Linked DNA regions of Homo sapiens: region 2 is linked to region 1. Evidence: read pairs that join two places in POLR2A ChIA-PET (ENCODE). Cell type or tissue: MCF 10A. All regions are shown on one strand. Each heading gives the region's core, and the rest is flanking DNA. Links, peaks and the distances in the headings are about the cores only. Region 1 overlaps POLR3GL (RNA polymerase III subunit GL). Region 2 holds the start of ANKRD35-DT (ANKRD35 divergent transcript).

What was found. Peaks named below come from ENCODE experiments on the same cell type or tissue, not always from the same donor. Only the 100,000 strongest peaks of a DNase experiment are listed, where the experiment ranks them.
Region 2: POLR2A ChIA-PET joins it to region 1 with 27 read pairs; 20 of 35 experiments call an interaction of 5 or more read pairs at or near these places.

Annotation. Positions count from the first base shown.
Region 1 is chr1:145,973,464-145,985,413 of GRCh38, reverse strand. POLR3GL (RNA polymerase III subunit GL) reads right to left here. Exons shown (of 8, transcript NM_032305.3): 2 at 10,423-10,589; 3 at 9,978-10,107; 4 at 8,262-8,330; 5 at 7,875-7,931; 6 at 7,563-7,636; 7 at 7,318-7,431; 8 at 6,566-7,053. The coding sequence starts at 10,548. The coding sequence ends at 6,967. Among named protein-coding and RNA genes, the nearest start is that of POLR3GL, 15 kb to the right of the region's middle. RefSeq lists enhancers at 5,149-5,218, 5,439-5,528, 5,979-6,118, 5,480-6,121, 6,129-6,178 and 4 more. In MCF 10A, for the core only: CTCF peaks have their summits at 6,337 and 7,722 (motif pointing left); DNase peaks (open chromatin) are centred at 5,103, 5,833 and 7,723.
Region 2 is chr1:145,884,965-145,896,914 of GRCh38, reverse strand. It overlaps ITGA10 (integrin subunit alpha 10), which reads left to right. Exons shown (of 30, transcript NM_003637.5): 23 at 57-146; 24 at 563-647; 25 at 819-932; 26 at 1,204-1,284; 27 at 1,522-1,635; 28 at 3,280-3,375; 29 at 3,641-3,754; 30 at 4,052-5,707. The coding sequence ends at 4,117. It overlaps ANKRD35-DT (ANKRD35 divergent transcript), which reads right to left and starts at 10,735. Exons shown (of 3, transcript XR_001737758.2): 1 at 10,640-10,735; 2 at 9,586-9,699; 3 at 8,434-9,124. It overlaps ANKRD35 (ankyrin repeat domain 35), which reads left to right and starts at 11,049. Exons shown (of 14, transcript NM_144698.5): 1 at 11,049-11,195. The coding sequence starts at 11,157. RefSeq lists silencers at 10,656-10,745, 10,986-11,175. In MCF 10A, for the core only: a CTCF peak has its summit at 4,894 (motif pointing left); DNase peaks (open chromatin) are centred at 4,014, 4,734 and 5,564.

The DNA of each region.
Region 1 (11,950 bases), core at 1,552-9,551:
CCTGGAGATAGGTGTAGCTCTGCCAGTAGTACTCAGAGGCTTCTCTGCAGTTCTATCTCCTCAAGCTGTCCCGCAGGACAGCTTCAAACTCTCCTGCAAACTCATGCATCCCACTGCCCCCAACTCTTGGGAACAGAATTTGACACCCTGCAAGCCCAGGCCTGTGCTTCACATACTTTTGGAAAGTAGAAGAAATGATCGTGAAGGTCAGAGAGGTTGGAAATGGTGACCAAGTCTGACAAGGCAAGATCTGCTATCTCTGGTTTGGGAAAATTAGGTCACCTGGAAGGTGGAAGGGCTGGGAGAGAGGTCGATCATTAGCAAGTTCAGAATATCTTTTTGACTGTGAGGGAGGCCTGGAGGTTAGGAATGAAAGTGAGGAAGGAGAGACAAAAATTATGATAATTCCCTATTTGGGGTTTCATCTTCCCCTGGTGAATACCCTTTAAACTGAATACCCTTCTATATCCAAAGACTGCTTTCTTCTTTCCTCTTGTTCTTTCCTGTATCTCAACACCATTTCTGATAGTGCCCACCCTGCTTTGTGGTTGGAGGAGAAAATCCCTGACACAAGTGCTCCAAGATTGACGGGAAGCTGGTGGGGAGATGGACTTAGGTAGGGAAGGGAGATCACACTGTGATTCATGTTTCTCTTCTTTTGTCTTGATTTTAGCTGATGATGAACCTAAGCAAAGCTGGAGGAAACACTAAGCCAGAGGCAGCAAATCAGGGGCCCATAGGCCAAACCAGCTTGCAGACATTTAGAAACCCATATTTCCGGCTGGGTGCGGTGGCTCACACCTGTAATCTCAGCACTTTGAGAGTCTGAGGCAGGCAAATCACCTGAGGTCAGGAGTTAGAGATCAGCCTGACCAACACGGCGAAACCCCATCTCTACTAAAAATACAAATTAGTTGGGCATGGTGGTGCAGGCCTGTAATCCCAGCTAGTCAGGAGGCGGAGGCAGGGGAATTGCTTGAACTTGGGAGGCGGAGGTTGCAGTTAGCCGAGATCGCACCATTGCACTCCAGCCTGTGCAACAAGAGTGAAACTCTGTCTCAAAAAAAATTAAAAATAAATAAATAAATAAATAAACCTGTATTTCCTTTCCTAAACATTTGAATCGGTTGTAAACATTTAAAAATCAGATTTCACTAACATCTACCGTTCTGGTGTCTCTTAAAAAGCAATCATATTTGGTAACACTGAGTCACATTCTTTCATGGCATTAATCAGCTGGAGCTGAAGGGGCTAGACAGGCTCTGGTTTGCCAGTTCTCACCACTCCCTATTGCATTACACTCACATGCTTCGATCTTTTATATCTGCCTGACTCCTGTTTAGTGTTTAGGTTTGTCTTAGTTTGTTACCTCTGCTCTAAGTAGAGCTTCTCAAATATTTCTTCTGCAGGACCCCTAAGATACAAGAGAGTGAACCATTTTCCCCCAGGACTCCCAAAGCAGTCTAAAGTAGCCTGTCATAACCCAGAAATGTCTTTGAAGTACCTATTTTCTTTAAAAAATGCAAATTTTGATTTACACTGCATAATATATTTGTGTTGGTTTTAGCATAAAAATGATTTATCTTCCCCCACCAAATCTTAAAAGTAAAATTAACACTCTGGAAGATGTGCCATGTGTATTCTGTGGCTCCAAATAGTCTTCACCATATCACCCTAGGAATAATCCAATTTAAACAGCACTGTATAAAGGCATGAGGTAAAGAGAGACATGGAGAAAAGACACAGAGAAAGAGTCAAAAAGAGGAAAAGAATTTGAAAAACAACAAGAATGAGTCTGAGTGACAAGCTTTCTGTCTGGTCCTCAGCCAACCCTCCAGGCCTGGCCCAGTCCAGCCACTGAGAAGTGTATAAACATCCCTGATATCTCTGGACAGGTGTTAGTGTGGCGGCTCAGGGTAGAAAGCAAGACCCAAAACAGGAGCCAAGCCAAGTAAGGGAGAGGTGAGGGATCCAGAGCAGCCAAGTATGGTCAGATGAGAAAGATTGTCTAGGTGTGCCAGGAAAGAGGCTTGGAAAGGAAATGGAAGACTTAGAAAAGGGCTGATCAGCATTTGCCCTTTCTCCCACTGAGCCCATTTTGTGTCACTTCCTCTTATCACTCTGCCTAAGAAAAATGAGGTACAAGCATTAAATTGTCCTCCTTTGAAGAGGGAATTTCTTCTCCAAAATGGCTACATCTCTGGTCATACCAGAGCCTAAGGAGGATGAGTACCAGGGCTTCTTTCCCTGTCCAAATGGGACTCTACCTATTCTCTCCAAGACAGGAAATACCTCAAATCCACATCCCTAACTTAGGTGAGTTTCTTCCACCTACCCCTTTTGGTAAGACAAAAATAGGTCTAACTCCCTCCCTCCTAATCTAATATTATCAGCACTGCCCTGAGTGTACCAAAGAATATCAGAGACAGGATTTGGATATTTTCCCCCTTTCTCTACTGTAAACCAGGATCAATGTGGAATCACAAGGATGGGAACTATTCAGGAAAGGGCTGGGAGCACAGCCCAAAGCTGAGGATCCTGGGAGGAGGAGAGGTTTGAGAATGGAGAATAATCCCAGACTCTGAGGTCGTGGGGACCTAGCCCCTTCCTGCATTGGTTGGGATCAGGCCTAAGGAATCTCTGGATTCCTTCCCCAGCATCTTGACATCTTGGATTCCCAAGGTGAGAGCACCTAGCCATTACGGTCCCGCAGTTAAGCTGGATCATTGTCTTCCCACTGACCCCCATTAAGGTTATGAGGGGGACCTCCCTTCTTTCCTAGATACAAAGAGGCAAATTAAAGTCTATTGGAGATGAGCCAAAGGCCTTTCTGAGGTGATAGCAGGAAACTGGAACTTATTTCCAGTTTTGTGGTCCCAAATGACCTTGAGGAAATGTGAGCCCCAGAAGGGGAAAGGTCAGTGGAGAAGAGGTCACTACTGGTTTGGCCAGATTAGTTAGTGGAGCTATTCTCGTTGAGCTCATTTCTCTTCTCCATCCTCTGGCTGGACATGACATACGAGGGGAGATGAAGAGGACATGCCCACCAGCCCCTTCTTCAGTCAGAAATCTACTGGTGGCCTGTTTGATTTGAGTCCTGGCTTGCAGATTGTGACCTTGAACTCTGCTGTAGGTGGTGTCCCTTTCTTGCTAGTTGATGGAATTGTTGATCTTCTTGCTACCCAAGCTGAAGCAGGTTCTTGGAAACGACTGGCCAGATGCCTGAGGTATCTTTAGTCTGCCTAGGCTGAAAATAAAGTGGGGAAATCCAGCGAATGGAATGTGTTCAGCCAAAGCTAGGCACATCCTGCCTTTGTTCTCAGGCCCATTTGAATTCTTACAGATGGATCAGCATAAGCCCTACTATGTGAGAGCTAGAAGGGCTCCCAGTGGACACATCTAGTCCAAATTTATATTTCACACATGAGGAATACTGAGGAGTGGAGACATACATGACTTTCTGAAGGGCACGAAGCTATGGAGTGGTGAAACTAGGACCACAAAATAGTGTGAAACACTGTCTCTTAAAAAAAGTGAATTGAGGAAAAGAACTGTCTGTTCCTTACCAAATTATAGGTGCCCAATTACCTTATTCATCTGACCCTCCAATTTTCTTTGGTCTCCACTCCCAATCTAAACTACATGTTGCTTCCAGGTCTGCCATTTAGCCTCCCTCAAACCACTTGAGTCACTGAGGCTGTCTGCAGACCCCTCTTAAACTGCCCACCTGAGATGGGAGAAAAATCATGAGGCTAGGGATGGAACATAGCATAGAGAAAAATAGGACTCTTTCCCTTTTTTTTTTGTAGAGGCAGACTTAGGGAAGACTATGTTGCCCCAAGCTGGTCTTGAACTACTCGCCTCAAGCAACCTCCCACCTCAGCCTCCAAAAGCTGTGGGATTACAGGTGGGAGCCACCATGCCCAGGATAGGATTCTTGACAGAGAACCTACCCTGCCTGGGGCCAGTGCAGCCCAGGCTGTGGACATGGCAGCAATCTGTTCAACATAAGCCCTATCAGGCGAGTAGTACTGGGCTGAGCAGCACTGTGTAAGTCCTCTGTAAATGTTTGCAAGCAGGCGCTGGGCACGGTGGCTCACGCCTGTAATCCCAGCACTTTGGGAGGCCAAGGCAGGCAGATCACAAGGTCAGGAGTTCGAACCAGCCTGACCAACATGGTGAAACCCCGTCTCTGCTAAAAATATAAAAATTAGCTGGGCATGGTGGCGTGCGCCTGTAATCTCAGCTACTCAGGAGGCTGGGGCAGCAGAATCACTTGAATCCAGGAGGCAGAGGTTGCAGTGAGCTGAGATCGTGCCACTGCACTCCAGCCTGGGCAACAGAGTGAGACTCCATTTCAAAAAACAAAACAAGACAAAACAAAAAAAGTTTGCAAGTATGGCCTCAAGCCCTAACCTCTCAGGGGTTCTTCCAAAGTGAATAGGAGCCGTGACCCTGTTTACTAGGTCTTGGGCTTCAGGCCTGCCTGATAGTACCTATGGAAAGTAGGGGAAAGGTTGATGGAAACAAGTCTAGCTCATGCCTGGAACCACTTCAGAATCTGGGAAAGCTGCTGGGTCCTGTGTCCCTGGCTTTGTCCAGCAAGGTCACCTGCAGACAGGGCAGAGTCCAAGAATAGTCTGATCTTCCTGACACTTTGAAGTAATACAACTGATCTCAAGTGGTCACTCCAACCTTTGTCCTCATTTCCCCAGTTTCATGGGAAAAGGATGTGTGTGCATAGGATGTGTGCTGCTTTTCCAGAATCTTCTTTGTTCCCACTCTTTTAAGTTCCCAGGCTGACATTGTGGGCTTTATGGGGTGGCTATGCTCCCAACACAGACACATATAGTTGACCAGGTTAGGACTTGGTGTGTGTATGTAGGGAACAATGCAAAAGGAAAATTTTCAATAGCTTTTACTTTTGTTTTTGCTGATCTCTCCCTAGCTATAATCACAGGCTGAAGTACAGCTATGGGAAACCCGTTACAGGTCCCCTATTTCCTTCCTGCCACTCAACACAACACCTCAGGAGGACTAAAAAAAAAACACATCAATCATCATAAATTGCTCAATGACTCTAGAATGTTCTGTTTCTATTCCTGTTTCCTTCACTGCTTCTACTCTTTTCTTCTTTTCTTAGAGGCGGGTTCTTGCTTTGTTGCCCAGGCTGGTGGTGCAATCATATAGCTCACCGCAGCCTCAAACTCCAGGGCTCTAGGGATCCTCCTGCCTTAGCCTCCCTAGTAGCTGGGACTACTAGGGAGTGCCACCACGCTCAGCTATTTGAAATATTTTAAAATATTTTTGTTGTAGAGACAGGGACTCGCTTTGTTGCCTAGACTGGTCTCAAACTCCTGGCTTCAAGCAATCCTCTTGCCTCAGTCTTCCAAACTTCTGGGATTACAGGCTTGAGCCATGGCACCTGCCATTGCTTCTATGTAAACACTAACTAACACACCCAAACTAGGCTTTTAAGGTGCTTTCCCTCAATGGAGTCACAGTCTTTCTTCATTCTTTACAATGGGGTCAGACATATTCAACCTTAGATTGACAGTCTCTATCACTTGATGCTGTAGGGAATTCAGTCGGCCTGCCTGAATGCAGTTGGGGAATTTTTTGAAGGTTCTTCTATACCCCATCTTACGGCTTTCAAATGCTCAGCAGGGTTGCTATGATAGCATGCCTTCTTATTCAGTTCCTATTCTGGACACGCAGCTTGCCCGTGACTGTTGCATGTCAAGTGGCTGGAACCAATCAGCTTATCTAAGGCTTCCTCAGAAGCCAATCAGAGCCTCGGAAAGTGACCTCACCCAAGGGAGAGCTCTGTGGGCGAGAAAGCATCTCTCAGATCTGTGAGTGTCCCTAAGTCACTCCCTTCCTCCCCACCCTCCTTACTTCCTGTAAAACAACACCACACCGCCTACCTCCCTTCCCCCAAAGAAAGGGAGTGAGAAAGGCTAACTAAATTCCACAAAGGGAAGAACCAAAAGAGAAACTGCAACTCAGCCACACACTGGTTTCTGTAACTGGAGAACAGGATATTTAGGGGGACTTGCTCTGCACAGACATACCTTTCAAAGTGGCATCTCCAGAGTCTGGAAGAGGAGGGAGTATGGTGAATAAGTCAGCTCCTCCTCCCTCCTCATACCTGGTTTTCTTGCCTTTCCCCACAAAAATAGCTGTAATCATTTTTTGTAAATAAGGACAAGATCAAGGTCAAGTGTGGGAAAGACAGGACCTATGTCCTTGTGAACATGTGTGAACAGACACAATCATGTCCTTGTGGCCTGAGGACCAGAGGCTCAGAAGTCAGCTGTACTGCAGGGGGCGTAGGCTGTTCTCTACAATTTACTTTGCATTGCCCTACAGATGAGGCCTTGAATATTCCTTGGCTGGGCTCGATTGTGAATATGTGTCCCACCATGGGGGTAGAAGGGAAGGGACAAAGGACAAGCGGGCTGTAGGGCTGTAACCCTCCAGTGTGTCACACCAGACCCGGCTTAGTTAAGCATTTCCTTCATTCCTCCAGCCCTCTGTCACCAGGCCTCACCCACAACAGAGAGACAGATAAAAACACTTTATTTAAAAGTATAAAACCAGGCTTACTCCTTCAAACTGCTCCCACCCCTAATTATCTCCACAAAGAGCTATATAAATTGGGCAGGGGTATGTGTACAGTCATCTCAGCTCTAACAACCCCAGTTCTTCTTTCAATTCTCCTTTCTCCCTTCATACAATTGAGATGTTTGTCCTTTGCACTTTCCCCAAGATAGCAAAGGTGATACAAATGTGGAAGGAGGGGAAGTGTAGAAAATAAACTGTCATCATCCTCTATTCCCATCTCCAGGGAACAGACAGATTATATGAACTCTGACCAAATGATTTGCTTGTCTGAAGAAACAAATAATAGGTACAGTTACTCTCTGTATCCTAAAGAAAGACACGAGGGTCCAGAGTCCTTCTTCAGTATATAGCCTCGTCCATATTGTCATCACTGTCACCACCAAAGTCCTCTCCATTGTCAAAATATGACATGATGTAATCAGTTTCCTGAAATGGAAAAAAAAAAAGTAAAAGTCAATTTGGCATTCACCTTCCTTCCTGTGTACCAGACCCCTTTCCTCTCAGTCACACCATTCCAGGCCTGAGACATCTCTTCCAGCTGTAGTTTGTAGAAGGGGGGCAGATGAAGTAGAGAGAAGCCCCTACCCTGGGGGGCACTATCTCTGTTGGCATGCCAACCCTCTGAGGAGAGCAACCCTAGTATAAAGAGGGTAAAGGGAGGGGGACTAAGGTGGAAGGAGTCCCCTTCACCTCTTCATGTTCTTCTTCATCATACTCTTCTTCTTCCTCCTCTTCCTTCTCTTCTTCTTCTTCTTTCTCCTCATCCTCCTCTGAAGTTACTTCTTCTTCCTTCTTCTCCAGGGTCTCATGTGGGGATGAATAGGAATAGAAACTCAGGTTCAGTTCACAGAAGGGAAAAATTGAGGCACACATGGGCCAAGAGAGAGGGAATGGATCCAGGGCTCAGGAGGTCTCTATGCACACTTCCTCCTCACCTCTAGTTTCTGTATTGTTTCCTCCTTATCTTCTGTGGTCTTAGGGGGCCTCTTGGGGAGCAGAATTGTAATCCCTGGTGGAGGGATCAAAAGGTAAACCTTCAGAGAGCAAATTTTGCCAGCTTTATAGCCCATCCTCATGCAAAGAACATGTCACTCTGCTGCCCTCATGTGGCCACTATGACATCTAGCAACAACACTTGGTAGATTGGGTATAGGAACTGGGATGGAAGGTGAGACCAGCAGCAGCCTCGGCCCTCAGGCTGATGAAGGAAACCTCTCTTCTCCCTCCTTTTTTCCAGATACACTCACGTTCCTTCTGTAGCTTCCGCACTCGGATCTTTAGCTCCCGGGGTAGACGCCGCCAATCTGGGAATAGTGGGAACGTAAATGTCAATAGGACCCTGCCTGGGGTCTCCAGTGAATACTGACTGGTTTTAAAGGGGGGTGAGGGTTTTAAAGGAGAGGAAGGAAGGGGCTGGGCCAAAGTTGTTCAGTGGCTTGGATATCTCCTGAGTAGTGGGAACTATTTAATAGCTTTTTCAGGTAGAATCTGAGAATGTGTTGGACCATAACTAAGGCTCTAGCTTGCAGATGCTGGATCGGGGAATGGGGTGGGGTCATGGGCGTGGTGGGAATAGCTTGAAGCATCCCATGCATTTGAAAGAAGGGCAGTCAATGAAAGGGCCCATCACCTACCAGGGTTCCAATCGATGGCATTGTCAATCGGACCTGACATCTGATATTTGTCTGAATAACGCTCCACATCTGAGGGGTGGAAGGGTCAAAGTTTTATCCCTTCAGAGACCCAGAACAGGACTGTTCCTGAGAGTCCAGCCCTCTCAATACTGAGGAATTATCTGTTTCCTTACCCCAAACCCAGAGCCCAGGGGGTCAGCTTCAGTGAGGACCTTATCTACTTTTTTTTTTTTTTTTTTTGAGACAGAGTCTCGCTCTGTCCCTCAGGCTGGAGTGCAGTGGTACAATCTCAGCTTACTGCAACCTCCACCTCCCAGGTTCAAGCGATTCTCCTGCCTCAGTCTCCTGAGTAGCTGGGACTACAGGCACACACCACCACGCCTAGCTAATTTTTGTATTTTTAGTAGAGACGGGGTTTCACCATGTTGGCCAGGATGGTCTCAATCTCCTGACCTCGTGATCCACCTACCTCGGCCTCCCAAAGTGCTGGGATTACAGGCGTGAATTACTGCGCCCGGCCCCTTATCACTCTTCTAACCTGTTCCTTTTCCACCCAAAATTACGATTTTTTTTTTTCAGACAGAATCTCGCACTGTCGCCTGGGCTGGAGTGCAGTGGCGTGATCTCAGCCCACTGCAACCTCCGCCTCCCAAGTTCAAGCAATTCTTGCCTCAGCCTCCCAAGCAGCTGGGATTAGAGGCATCTGCCACCAGGCCTGGCTAATTTTTTTGTATTTTTTGTAGAGACGGGGTTTCACTATGTTGGCCAAGCTGGTCTTGAACTCCTGACCTCGTGATCTGCCCACCTCAGCCTCCCAAAGTGCTGGGATTCTAGGTGTGAGCCACCACACCTGGCCTTTTTTTTTTGAGACAGAGGTTTGCTGTGTCACCCAGGCTAGAGTGCAGTGGCAAGATCTCAGCTCACTGCAACCTCCACCTCCCAGGTTCAAGCGATTCTCATGCCTCAGCCTCAGCCTCAGCCTCCCGAGTAGCTGAGACCACAGGCACACACCACTGTGCCTGGCTAATTTTTATATTTTTAGTAGAGACAGGGTTTCACCGTATTGGCTAGGCTGGCCTCAAACTCCTGGCCTCAAGTGATCCACCCATGTCAGCCTCCCAAAGTGCTGGCCATTACAGGCGTAAGCCACCGCACCCGGCCATGATGATTTTTTTTTTTTCTGTCCCTTAGTTCAAAGGCATGGCTGTATTAAGAAATAGCGTGGTGCAGTGGAAAGTATGCTAGGGAATAAGAAACCAGGATTTCAGTATTCTCTTGTTGGTTGGTGCTTATAATATCCAGATTGTTAAAAATTTTGCTGGGCGCAGTGGCTCATGCCTGTAATCCCAGCACTTTGGGAGGCCAAGGCAGGAGAATCTCTTGAGCCCAGAAGTTCAAGACCAGCCTGGACAACATAAGGACACCCTATCTCTATTTTACAAAAAAATAAAAAATATATAATTTTTTAGAAAATACATCCCCCTACTTATACACGTGAAATGGGATTTTAATATTTAACCTCCTGCTGTCCCAAGACTATCATGAGACTCAAAACAAACCATGAATACTATAATGCATTTCAGATACAGGGGTAACTATTATGATCTCCCCAGTTAGATAGTATGCTTCCTGTGCCCCTCTGGCCCCCAGTGGTGCTGAGCACAGGGCACTCCCCATGGAAGGCACTCAGAATATGATGCTAGCATTCCAACTGACCTCTCTTGGGGACAGCTGGCCGGATGAAGTAGGGGAGCTGCCTCATGGCTCCTCGTAGCTCTTGCTTCAGTGCCAGGACATATTCCCCTTCCTCGCCTGAGGGCAAAGGTACTGGGCGGAACTCCAAGGGCTAAAGAGGCAGGGGCAGTGGTCAGTTCAGGGAGAAAATGCTAGTACAAATTTAGGAAGACCCCTCCTCCCAATTTAGTCTAACACTCCCACTGAGCAGAGGGCCAAATGACAATCGAGGGAGTAACATATTATTTTGAAAGCTGGGGAGAAGTAAAGGTGGACACTTCTTTGCCTGCAAAACATCCCTGTGCATTGGGAGTATAGAGAGAGGGCCAAAGCGAGGATGGTTTTATGATGGTCCAGGAGGAATTCAGAATCATGTACAGTCAGCCAGGGGCACATGAGAGTCTGGGAAGGGAGTGGAGAGACTCACAGGGAAGAGTGGAGAAGGCTGCAGGGTGGGTGGGGGCAAAGCATCCCCTTTCCCAATGCCCACGGCCTCCACGTTGAAGGTCAACTGGCCCCGGCCACGACCCCGGCCCCCACCCCGGCTGGCCATGGTGGAGGGGGCCTGGGTATTCAGAGATCCAGTGAATAAACCTAATAAAGACAAAAACAAAGAGAAAAAGAAATGTAGTAGAATGGACAGGAAGCCAAGGAGGTACAAGACATTCAATCTTTTATCTCTGGGACATGAAAAGTTAATGTCATTCAACAAATTTTGACTGAGAAGGCACAGTGTCAGAGAGAGAATTTCTGGAAATATAAACATGAATGAGACATGGTCCCCCAAACAGGTCAGATAATTACAATATAGTTTAGCACAAAGGAGAAAGTGCTGACACCTTTGGACAAAACTCTACATCCCTAAGACAATTTGATGTTTATCTCTATCTGCATTTCTTTATTTTTATTTTTAGAGATGCTCTGTCACCCAGGCTTGAGTGCAATGGTGCAATCACAGTTCACTCTAGCCTCGAACCCCTGGGCTCAAGATCCTCCTGCCTCAGCCTCCCAAAGTGCTGGGATTACAGGCATGAACCACTATGCCCAGCCACAAACTGCATTTCTACATATAACCTTTGAATTCTTTCTATCTCTGGCCTTCCAAACCTGACCAGGCCCCAATTCAATCCAATGCAATGCATTCGGCGAAACATTTATTAATCGTCTACCATGAAAAAGATAGTGTGTCAGGCACTGTGGGAGCACAGGGATGAGTCATCAATTTCATTGTAAACCAGGGGAAAAGACACATTACAATCAAATTGATCTTTTTATTTTATTTTATTTGAGATAGGGTCTCTTTCTGTCATCCAGGCTGGAGTGCCGTGGTGTGATCATGGCTCACTGCAGCCTCAACCTCCTGGGCTCAGGTGATCCTCCTGCCTTAGCCTCCCAAGTAGCTGGAGCTACAGGTGTGTGCCACCATGCCTGGCTCTTTTTTTTTTTTTTTTTTTTTTAAGAGACTGGATTTCATTATGTCAAGTGATCCAACTGTCTCAGCCTCCCAAAGTGCTGGGATTACAGGCATGAGCCACCGCGAGAGGCCAAATTGATCTTTTTAAACACCACTTGGAAGCATAGAATCTTAGAATTGGGAGGACCCTTATAGAGGTCATCTAGTCTAAACCCCTCCCAGTGCAGGACTTCACTCTGTAAATTGTTTTGTTGTTGTTTGGTGTATGTGTGTGTCTTCTTTTTTTTTTTCTTGAGACAGAGTCTCACTTTGTTGCCCAGGCTGGAGTGCAGCAGTGCAATCTTGGCTCACTGCAACCTCTGCCTCCCAGGCTCAAGTGATCCTCCTGCCTCAGCTTCCTGAGTAGCTGGGACTACAGGCATGTGCCACCAAGCCTGGCTAATTTTTGTATTTTTTGTAGAGACAGGATTTCGCCATGTCACCCAGGCTGGTCTCGAACTCCTGGACTCAAATGATCCACCTGCTTGGGCTTCCCAAAGTG
Region 2 (11,950 bases), core at 1,513-9,512, 88 kb after region 1:
AAGGGTGTCTTCTGAGGAGGGGTTGAGATGTGAGCCTCTCCCCTCTGACCCTACAGTGACAGCCTGGAGAGAAATGGGACCCTTCAAGATAACACAGCCCAGACCTCAGCCTACATCCAATATGAGCCCCACCTCCTGTTCTCTAGGTATGCCCAGCTTCTAGGGTGGGACCCAGTTCTGACCTCAGACTCATACCCTTATGCTGCTTCCCTCCCCTTCCATGTGCCTCAGTTTTTCCAAAAACCCAAGCCCTTGCGGCTGCTCAGTCTTTTTGCCCTCAATCCTATTCATGCTGAATCTTCCCTTTTAAGCATCTTACTTTCCTAGGTATAGTGTTTTGCCAGGCCTTGGGCACTGGAGCTGGGATGAGGGGATATGGGATGTAGCCATAAAGCTTGCATTGTCTGTGTCATGTTCTACTTCTGTCTTCTCCATGTACCCCCACCTCTTTATCCATGTGCTGGCCCTGCCTCCTCTGAATCCACGTCTGTGTGCTGATCATGTGCCCCTGTGTCTGTGTTATGGCTGTGACCATGTACTTCCTGACTTGGTGTTCACACAGTGAGTCTACCCTGCACCGCTATGAGGTTCACCCATATGGGACCCTCCCAGTGGGTCCTGGCCCAGAATTCAAAACCACTCTCAGGGTGAGAAGCTGGAGGGGTCTTGGCATGAGGAGAATGTGGGGGAACAACAGCTTTGTGGGAAAAGGATGGGAAGGGTCTCTCTTGGATTTTAATGGTATCTAGGGTGAAGGGGAACAAATGAGGAAGGGTCTTCTGTCTCCCACTTCTTCCTATTCCCAACCTTCCTCTTAGGTTCAGAACCTAGGCTGCTATGTGGTCAGTGGCCTCATCATCTCAGCCCTCCTTCCAGCTGTGGCCCATGGGGGCAATTACTTCCTATCACTGTCTCAAGTCATCACTAACAATGTGAGTCTGGTCTAGGAGGGCATGGAATCCTGCCACCTTGAGCTGGTGGACTCACTGAAGCTGGACACCACACCAGCTCCCTATCTGTTGGGCCTCTGCTCTTGGGGCTCTTCTCTCTGGGGGGCTTTCTTTTTACACATGTGGCTTATTAGAGAGAAGAAAAAGGTATTATAAGGGGAAGAACTACAAGGGTGTAGGTATGTTCCAACTCAGCCTTGAGTGGCTAGCGCCACCCCATCAGGAGGGTCTTTCAAGTTGGATCTTCCTCTAGGCAAGCTGCATAGTGCAGAACCTGACTGAACCCCCAGGCCCACCTGTGCATCCAGAGGAGCTTCAACACACAAACAGACTGGTATGAGTCACAAAGGGGTGTCCAGAGTGGGAATGCAAGTGGAGTTGGGTGACTTGGGACAAGAGGGTAGGAACTGGAGTGGGGAAGAAGGGATCTTTCCACCCCAGGGTCCTGATCTGGAGTGGGAATGAAAATGGAGTCAGGTGCCTTGGGACAAGACTGTGTGAACTAGAGGTGGGGAAAGAGGATGTTTCTACCCCAGAGTCCTGATCTGTCTCTCTCTGTCTCTTCTGTTAGAATGGGAGCAATACTCAGTGTCAGGTGGTGAGGTGCCACCTTGGGCAGCTGGCAAAGGGGACTGAGGTCTCTGTTGGACTATTGAGGCTGGTTCACAATGAATTTTTCCGAAGAGTAAGCCTTTCCTTTTCTAGTACTCCCCACTTCTGCTCCTTTCTGGAACTTTAGCATAGGTTTTGGAGGTAGACAGACCCACGTTCAAGTTTCACTTTTGCCTCTTACTAGCTATTTGACCATGAGCAAGTTATTTCATCTCTCTAAGCCTCTTTTTCCTAATCTCTAAAATGGGAAGATAATACCAATTTCATGGGGTTGTTATAAAGAATAAATGAATAATGAGCTGGACATATGGTGAACACTCAGTGGAAGCTAGTTATTATCCTTGTATTTTCCTCCACTGACCATTACTTTTTTTTTTCCTGACCATTCCTTAGTGCTGTATCAATCAACATTTGCAGGATACCTAAATTTAATCAGTTAAGAATCCATCACGTTCCTATTACGTAAAAGGCCCTGTATTAGGTTGACACTGAGAATATCTCCAACATTTAGCCTCATGCCTAACTCATTGTAGGCGCTTAACATATTTTTGCTAAATGAATGAATTATTGATATTACATGCAGGATTTGTACTGGGGAGTGGTGGGAAGTAAGATTGTATAGGTGAGAGGGATCTAGATTACGAAAGGCCTCTGAAGCCAGGGAGAAACTGAACTTAATATGACAGGTAGTGAGGAGTCAGTGTGAGTTCCTCCTGGGCAGGGAAATGGCATCTTAATTGTAATGGCTGTTTGGCACTAAGGTCAATGTTGTGCTTTCCCATATCTACCTGGAATAACACAAGATCCCTGGGATGTCATCATATGTTTTAGGGAAGTTAAGTCCAATAAACCACCCTTCTCCAAGTCTCTGTCCTTCTTTGGTATCTTTTTTTCACTAGTCTATTCATGCTTTCAACAAAGATTTATTAAGAAACCACTACATGGCCGGGCGCGGTGGCTCACGCCTGTAATCCCTGCACTTTGGGAGGCCAAGGTGGGCAGATCATGAGATCAGGAGATCGAGACCATCCTGGCTAACACGGTGAAACCCTGTCTCTATTAAAAATAAAAAAATTAGCCAGGTGTGGTGGCAGGCGCCTATAGTCCCAGCTACTTGGGAGGTTGAGGCAGGAGAATGGCATTAACCCGAGAGATGGAGTTTGCAGTGAGCCGAGATCACGCCACTGCACTCCAGCCTGGGTGACAGAGCGAGACTCCATCTCAAAAAAAAAAAAAAGAAACCACTACATACTTGGTACTCTGCTATCTAGTAGGCACTAAGGACACAAAGGTTAGTAAGGCACAGCCTTTAACCTAGAGGATCTTATAGTTCAGGAGTGAAAAACAGAAGTAAACACCAGTGTTGGTGGGGGTTAGGAGGAATGATTTCCCTAAATCCCAGAGGGGATGACATCTAAACTTCAATCTAAAGGAGGGGTAGAGGTCAGCCAAAGGAAAGAGGAGTAGAATGCATTTCAGGTAAAGCACCAGATGTATTGATTGTCCTTGGAAAACAAACAGCAGCAGCAGATGTGACCAGGGGTTTTCCATCTATTACCCTTCCTCTCTTTTCCCATTGGTCTTCAGCCTTTTCTTCTGGTCTTGAGAGCCCTCAACATTATGCCTCTCAGCCTCAACTTTGCTGTTGGGATTCCAAAGAACTATATCACCTGATAATGGCTCATTTTAAATGTCTTCCTATCCACTTGTTCCATAGGCCAAGTTCAAGTCCCTGACGGTGGTCAGCACCTTTGAGCTGGGAACCGAAGAGGGCAGTGTCCTACAGCTGACTGAAGCCTCCCGTTGGAGTGAGGTAGGGCTGGAGACCGAGTCTGAGAGCTGTGAAAATAATGATGATGGGTATGTGGTAGGGCCACCCGTGGGCTTTTTCAGAACGAAGGCATCTCCATCAGGCAGCAGGATCCTAGTGTTCCACTGCCGCCATTCCTGCCTCAGTTTCTTTCCTTTAAGTAGCAGGAGGTTATTTATTCTATTTGGGGGCTGGCTTTGATATAATGTGGGGTGAGGCTAGCTGGGTTATAGGATGCATGTAGAAAACTACTCTTCTGTCCACGCAGAGCCTCTTGGAGGTGGTTCAGACCCGGCCTATCCTCATCTCCCTGTGGATCCTCATAGGCAGTGTCCTGGGAGGGTTGCTCCTGCTTGCTCTCCTTGTCTTCTGCCTGTGGAAGGTAAGCACTGCTTTAGTGGGGAGTGTGGAGCATGATGCCCATGAGTTGAGGGATCCTTGATTATAGCAGAGAGAACAGGATTTGTGCTGGGCAGCTAACCAGGCTGTGGATGTCATGCCCAGATCTCCTTCACTGTACCCCACAAATGTTGGTTAAATTATTCTAAGCCAAATAAAATAAATTTGAATTCCATTTTTGGAAACAGAACAAAAGTGAAGACCTCAGATAAGTCTGAGAGCTACTGGCAAGGTTCCCAGTCTAGGCATTTGGCAGTGACGCTTATCTTTTCTTCTACAGCTTGGCTTCTTTGCCCATAAGAAAATCCCTGAGGAAGAAAAAAGAGAAGAGAAGTTGGAGCAATGAATGTAGAATAAGGGTCTAGAAAGTCCTCCCTGGCAGCTTCTTCAAGAGACTTGCATAAAAGCAGAGGTTTGGGGGCTCAGATGGGACAAGAAGCCGCCTCTGGACTATCTCCCCAGACCAGCAGCCTGACTTGACTTTTGAGTCCTAGGGATGCTGCTGGCTAGAGATGAGGCTTTACCTCAGACAAGAAGAGCTGGCACCAAAACTAGCCATGCTCCCACCCTCTGCTTCCCTCCTCCTCGTGATCCTGGTTCCATAGCCAACACTGGGGCTTTTGTTTGGGGTCCTTTTATCCCCAGGAATCAATAATTTTTTTGCCTAGGTGCCTGACTCCTTTCAGATTCCCTCTTTATCTTCCCTCACAGTTTGGAAAGGATGAGGGTTATCTTCCTCGATTCTTCCACCCTCTCACTTTCCTGCCTGTTCCCCACTCCACAGGAGGGAGCTGACGTTGGCTTGAAAGGAGTAAAGTCAACATCTGCTGCTTTCCTGTGGACTCTGGTGATTCATAGAGCCGGATGGGGAGAGTCAACAGGAAAAAAGGAGGGAGGAGGAAAAGCCACAAGAGACATTCTGTACAATTCCAAGGAACAGAGAAGCCTTTAGACAGGCAACTGCCATCCCCCCTGAAACCTGAGACCTGTAGTGCACTCGACCGCCCTCAGGTGTTGGTGAAACAGAGCTGCCCCCAGGCTCGCTGGGCATAGGCTTCCTGATTCCAAGCCTTTTCTGGGAGCAAAGCCAGGGCCTGGTGCCTGATTTTCTGAAGCCAGGAGCCCTCAGGTGGCTGGAGCTGGAATAGCAGGGAGGACTGGGTGTACCTAGGCAGTATTTTCTCTACTTCTCTCAAGTCTTATACTCACTCTTGAGCCCTCCTTGGGGCCTGCTTAGAAAGCAGACAGGAGAGAGAGTACTGCTACTTGATGATGGGAAATGCTTTCACTTTACCAGCTTTGGGAAGCAGCAGCCCCATGGGATCTAAAAGTGTGGAGTCTGCATTAAGAAACCTACATGGGTGGCATGGGGCTCTGGGGAGCAAGCCCTTACTTGCTCAGCACTGGTTATGTAGCACAAATAGCTCCTAGGAAAATGTTTCTGGGGCAACCCTAGAACCCTGGTCATATTTTGCAGGGTTTCTCTGGTGGAATCAGTTTGCCAGCCCTTGCTTGATGCTTACTGGAAATCTCCAGGTTAATTTCTATCTCTGATCCCTCCCCAACCCACTCCATATTTGGGTCATGGACAGTAAAGGCAGTTGGATTCTCATAGACAACTGGGTAACTTATATTTCTTTGTAATCAAGACTTGAGATATCGAAGTCAGTTATTGGTCTCCAGAGTGCAGCTCTGGGAGCCTTTTGAAGAATCAGCACTCATTAAGAGCTGAGAAGAGAGAAGACCTGATTGGGTGGTTGACTAGCAGTCACAGAACCTGTCCTCCCAGGCTGTTCCTGAGGCCTGACCACAGTATTTATTTTGGCATGTCTCTGGCCTTCTGCAGAGGCCCACCCTCATGGGCATTGTCTCTGTTTCCCAGTGGGGTGGACAGTATATCAGATGGTCAGAACAAATAAAGTTCAGTGTCAAATGACTTTTGGCTCTATATGTATTCCCTAGGATATAGACTGCTCAGTAATAGTGAGAGGTAGATACTTGTTTTGCCTGGGATTTTACAGAGTGGAGTCCCTGGAAGGCAAAGTTAAGAAGTATTTTAAATGTTTTCTGTGGCTTTCCCACAGGAGATGTATTCTAGCCTCCTGTAATTCTCACCTGCTTAAGTGACCAGAAAGTATAAAGGTCTGGGAAGCACAGAGGTTTAGATTGAAATCCTATCTGCCATTTATTAGCTGTATGGCCTTCAGCAAATCATAACTTCCTTGAGGCTCAGATAATAAAAGGCTGTGTATTACAGTGGTTAACAATGAAGGCAGATTTGGGTTTAAATCTAGGCTACACAACTTAAAAAGTCTGTTTGACCTAGGACAGACTTAACTTCTCTAAGTCTTGGCTTTCTCATCTTTAAACCTATTAGGGTCATGAAGACAAAATGAAATAATCCAAGAAAAGTGAGCATTTAGTAAATGCTCAGTAAATGGTAACTATTATTATAAAACTATTTTGTCATAAAATAATCTACCATATCATGCCTTGTGAGGATTAAGGGAGAAAGTATACTGGAGCACCAGGTGGTGGTGTTCCTGCTCTCTGACCCATCTCCCAGATTGTGAAGATGTGTTTCTACGTGCTGTTGTCTCATCCACTAAATCTTGTCCTATGCCTCATCTTTTTTTTTTTTTTTTTTTTTTTTTTTGAGACAGAGTCTCGCCCTGTCGCCCAGGCTGGAGTGCAGTGGCACGATCTCAGCTCACTGCAACCTCTGCCTCCTGGGTCCAAGCAATTCTCCTGCCTCAGCCTCCTGAGTAGTTGGGACTACAGGTGTGCACCACCATGCCCAGCTAATTTTTGGATATTTAGTAGAGACAGGGTTTCACCATGTTGACCAGGCTGATCTTGAACTCCTGATTCACGTGATCTGCCTGCCTCAGCCTCCCAAAGTGCTGGGATTACAGGTATGAGCCACTGTGCCTGGCCTGCCTCATCCCTTTTGAAATAAGCTCTTTGAGCCCTCTAAGGTGATAATTAGCTGAAGAATTTAAGGTTCTAATGGTAGAGATCAAATCTATTTGATTCCATTAAGCAGGTATCTTCTAGGCTCCTCTTGAGACACCCAGAGTTTTTCCATTATCCTGAGAGAACACGTGCACTTAAGCAATGGCCTTCTAGAGACCGAGTCTCTGCCTCTATTGCCTAACCCTGAGAATTGTGGCCTGTCTGGCCTATTTGGCATGAACACCATTCTGTGTCAACCTGCTGAGTTGTTTTGTGACAGGAAAGGGTTTCCATTGTGACCCTCAGTGCACTTCATACAGGCTGTAACTTGATCAGCCTTTATGGAGCACACAGTTTCTAGGGCTGAGACCGCAACCAGATTATGTTGACAGACTCTCCTCTCCTCTTTACCCTCAGTCAGCCCCCAAATGGAGGTAGGTTTCCTTGAGTACTGGTTCATCTAATGCTCACACATATATACATATACACACATATATATGTGTGTGTGTTTGTGTGTGTATACATATATATATATTTAAATTTTTTTTAGAGAGGGGGTCTCACTATGTTGCCTAGGCTGGTCTCCAACTCCTGGCCTCAAGCAATCCTCCCGTCTTGGCCTTTCCACATGCTGGGATTATAGGTGTGAGCCACTGTGACTGACCTCATGTAATTCTTTTTTTTTTTTTTTTAGGATTAATTTCTTTTATTTATTTATTTATTTTATTTTACTTCAAGTTCTAGGGTATGTGTGCACAACATGCAGGTTTGTTACATATGTATACATGTGCCGTGTTGGTGTGCTGCACCCATTAACTCATCATTTACATTAGGTATATCTCCTAATGCTATCCCTCCCTGCTCCCTGACCTCATGTAATTCTTTATCCATATGATTAAGAGAGCACTTTTAATATATTTTTCCAACTAGAGATTCCCCTCCTATCCATCGTCAGCTCCAGACTGGGGCTTTCTCTAAACCCAATCTTGTTACCCCTTTCTTTGCAATAGTATTAGTTTAAGAAGCAACTGTGTATTGTTCCTTCCTTTCCTTGTTGTTGCTCCTTTGCTTCTTCATTAATTTTTTTCATTCATTTATTCATCAGATATCAAGCACGTAATATGTGCTTGACAATGGCAATAATATAAAACACAACTACCATCAAAGAGTCCAGTCCAGTAGCAGAAACAAACATGTAAACAAATAGTGGCAAATACAGCCTGGACGCAGTGGCTCACACCTGTGATCCCAGGACTTTGGGAGGTCGTGGCAGGTGGATCACTTGAGTTCAGGAGTTCGAGACCATCTTGGACAACATGTGAAACCCTGTCTTTACCAAAAATACAGAAACAATTAGCTGGGCATGGTGGTACGCACCTGTAGTCCCATCTACTTGGGAGGCTGAGGTGGGAGGATGGCACGAGCCCAGGAAGTGGAGGTTACAGTGAGCCGACATCACGCCATTGCGCTGCAGCCTGGGTGACAGAGTGAGACACTATCTCAAAAACAAAAAAAAATGGCAAATGCAAAGAGGTGGTTGCTATATATCAACAAGCACTAGGAGTATGTCATACAAGAGGCATACTTTGTTGGGCGGTGGGGGTGGCGGGGTTGTAAGGGAAAACTTTATAGAAAAAAGAAATTTGGCTGCGGGGTTGTTCTGTGCAGGAAACGCACAAGGGGAGAAGAAGAGACACACACAATACCTTTAAGGGTAAACAAGCTTTATCCCATGTAAATGGCAATGGAGATATAATAAGCAAATGGTACAAGCAAATTAATATAATAAGCAAATTATATAATAAGTAAGCAAATGATATAATAAACAGATTGATATAATAAGCAAATTGCAATGGGAAGGGGAGAAGGGAAAAGATGTTTACATTCACCAGACTATGGAGGATTTACCACCAGACTGGAAAGCAACAGCCTGGGTTCCAGAGTTGAACACCGCACTCATAAGACTATAGAGGATTCACCACCAGACTGAGAAGCAACAGCCTGGGCTCCAGAGTTGGCCACTCATCCATGCACAGACGAGGAGAGGTCTCATGAAGTTTTGGCGCAGTCTGGGACCCTAGCTCTTTTTGTAACGAGTTGTTTGGCATGAGGCCCAGTCACGGGGCCCTTGGCGACTGGGCTCAAGGAACACAAAACATTCAACTTATTTTTGCAATTGTCTATTGTTTTTCAATAACTAACGTGTAGGAATAGATTGAAATAGAGATTTCTCCAAAACAGTGCTGGACGAACACCTCAAGGGGCTCACACAACCTGTTCTGGGACTTGGTGACCATTGTTTCTGTCCACGTTCAATTGAGTTCAAATTTAATATTTAACTTTTCCACCGCAGGGATCAAATGTGACAGGAGGCATTCTTGGGAGGATTAATCACCAGCTGCAAAGGGAATTGTAAATTAGAACAGTTTGAGGCCTGGTGCTCTGGGAGTTGAGGTGAGGAGAATCGCTTGAGCCCAGGAGTTCAAAACCAGTCTGGGCAACATGGTGAAACCCCATCTCTACCAAATATATGAAAATTAGCTGGGCATGGTGATGTGCACCTATAGTCCCAGCTACTCAGGAGGCTGAAGTGGGAGGATCCCTTGAGCTTAAGAAGTCAAGGCTGCTGCAGTGAGCCCCGATCATGCTATCACACTCCAGCCTGGGTGACAGCGAGACCCTGTCTCAAAACAAAAAAAACAAGGCCAGGCATAGTGGCTCACGCCTGTAATCCCAGCACTTTGGGAGGCCAAGGCAGGTGGATCACTTGAGGTCAGGAATTTGAGACCAGTCCGGCCAACATGGCAAAACCCTGTCTCTACTAAAAATACAAAACTTAGCGGGCGTGATGGCACATACCTGTAATCCCAGCCACTTGGGAGGCTGAGGCAGGAGAATTGCTTGGACCGGGAAGGCAGAGGCTGCGGTGAGTGAGCCGAGATTGTGCCACTGCACTTCAGTCTGGGTGAGACTCTGTCTCAAAAAATAAAAATAATAATAATAAAAAAAGAAACAGTTTGAGTGGCTCTTTTGTGTGAAAGTAATGAGAGATGGGACTGGGAAAGAGGGCGGCAGCATATGACTCCTGAAGAGCCTTGTAAACCACTTAAGAACTTTGGGCTTTACCCTGTAGGTTTTCATATGCATTTTAGTGAGCTCTCTCCGGCGGGGAGAGGAGAAAAGAAAGACAGGAAGACCAGTTGGCTGCGACTGACTGTTCAAGAATTACCAAGAGCCTGAACTTCAAGGGCAGTGGAAATAATGAAGACAGTTTTTTGTTTGGTTATTTTTTGTTTCTATGCGGGGGCGGGGGCGGGGGGGGCAGCTTAAAATAAAATTGCTCTCCTCGCTCTCTGCTGTTTTCTAATTCAGATGTGCGTTTAAAAATTGAGCCTGGGCCAGGAATAGTGGTGGCTCATGCCTATAATCCCAGCGCTTTGGGAGGCTACGGTGAGGAGAATCGCTTGAGGCCTGGAGTTGAAGACCAGACTGGGTAACATAGAGACACTCCATCTCTTAAAAAAAAAAAAAAAAAATTAGCCAGGCGTGGTGGTGCATGCCTGTAGTCTCAGCTACTCGGGAGGCTGGAGTGAGAGAATCCCTTAAGCCCACAAGTTGGAGGTTACGGTGAGCTATGATAGCGCCATGCACTCCAGCCTGGCCGACAGAGGGACAGATTAGAGACACTGTCTCAGAAAACAGAAAGAAAAAATAAAATTGAACCTGATCACCTTTCCTTAGGTTTTGTCCCCCAGGTTACCGTGGGCCGCGCATTATCTCTGCTCTGCTTAACACTACAATCTCCTATTTCCGAACTGCTCTCTTCAAATGCTCTTTTTTGCTTGGGTTTTTGGCCGGGGAATAGTGGCGGGGGAGAGGCGGGGGGAGTTGGCGGGGGCAGAGGTAACTTTACCAGTGATTAAATGCAAATGCGACAGTCCGTGAGACCGAAGCCCCTGGTAGAAGCCGGGACCCTCCTGCCTCTGGCTGCCGCTCTCCGAGGGGCGGGGCTGAGGCGGGGCTTGGGGCGGAGGCCCCGCCTGGAACTGAGGGTGGGGCGGGTCCGGGTCCGGGAGGAGTCTCAGCTGGAGCCCACCCGGTTCCTTTCCTGATTGAGCAGGTCGGATCCCAGGGTGGGTTCAGATTTGAAGGGCGAGGTTCGAGGCCAAGCCCCCGTCGCAGCCTAAGACTGCGGGCTTTTCTCCTCTGCAGGGATGGGGTAGGGCAGGGCCAGGGGCGGAGTTTTGAGCCCAGCCCTTGGGTTCTTGCCTCTGATTGAGCAGGGCGGGTTCTGAGGCGGATCGTGGGGCGGGGCCCGCTCTGCTTTTTGACAGCTGTCTCTTGCACAGCCGCAGCCAAGTCCGGTGGGTTCGGGAACCTGTGGCCCGGCTCTCTGCGCGTCCCCATCCCCCGTGGCCCCGACCCCGGCCATGAAGCGTATCTTCTCCTGCTCCAGCACACAGGTGGCGGTAGGTGCCAAAATGTGTGGGAGGATGGGGTTGGGATCCCAGCTCTGTGGTGACAGAAGTCTTTAGTCCCGTCTCAATGCATCATCGCCTTTTCTTTTTATCAGTCTTTCTAGCTCTTCTAGTCTTGCAAGGAAGCCCGCCAGCTTTGCCTTCCTCAAGACCCTGCCCTGCAGCTTCTGACTTGCCCTGCTCACCTCTGCCATCCCCAAGGCCCTTTCCCCGGCCCCTTTCTTGTCCTCCTAGCATCTACACCCCCGATTTCTGGTTCGTTTTCTGCAACTCTGTCCCCTTCCCATGGCCCTGACCCTACTTCTGCTCCGTCTCCCAGTACCAAACCTCCCCCAAGCATCTTCCTCAGCCCCTGCCTGGCCTCAAGCTCCATTCTACACCACCAAGTCATGCCCCAGAGCCCCATATTTCATCCCTGCCCTGTCCCCGCAATCTTGCCTTCCACGTAGCTCTATCCTTGCTGTTTCCTGTTAGTTCAACAAGCACTCCCAGCCCTGTGCCTTCTGCTAACCCTTTTTCACAATCTCCTCTGTCATTGCTTCCCTCCTGCCCCATGCCACTTTCACTCCCATCTCTCACCAGCACTGCTGTTCCTCAAACATCACTCCAAACCTTTTTCCAATTGATGCTCCCACAACAGCAACCTTCTGTTCTCCCCTCCAACCTCTGCCCTACTCTGCCCAGTGGTCGCCAGTCCCACTTTTCCTCCTGCCTGCTTGCTGTGAGTTAATATTGCAGTCTGGTCA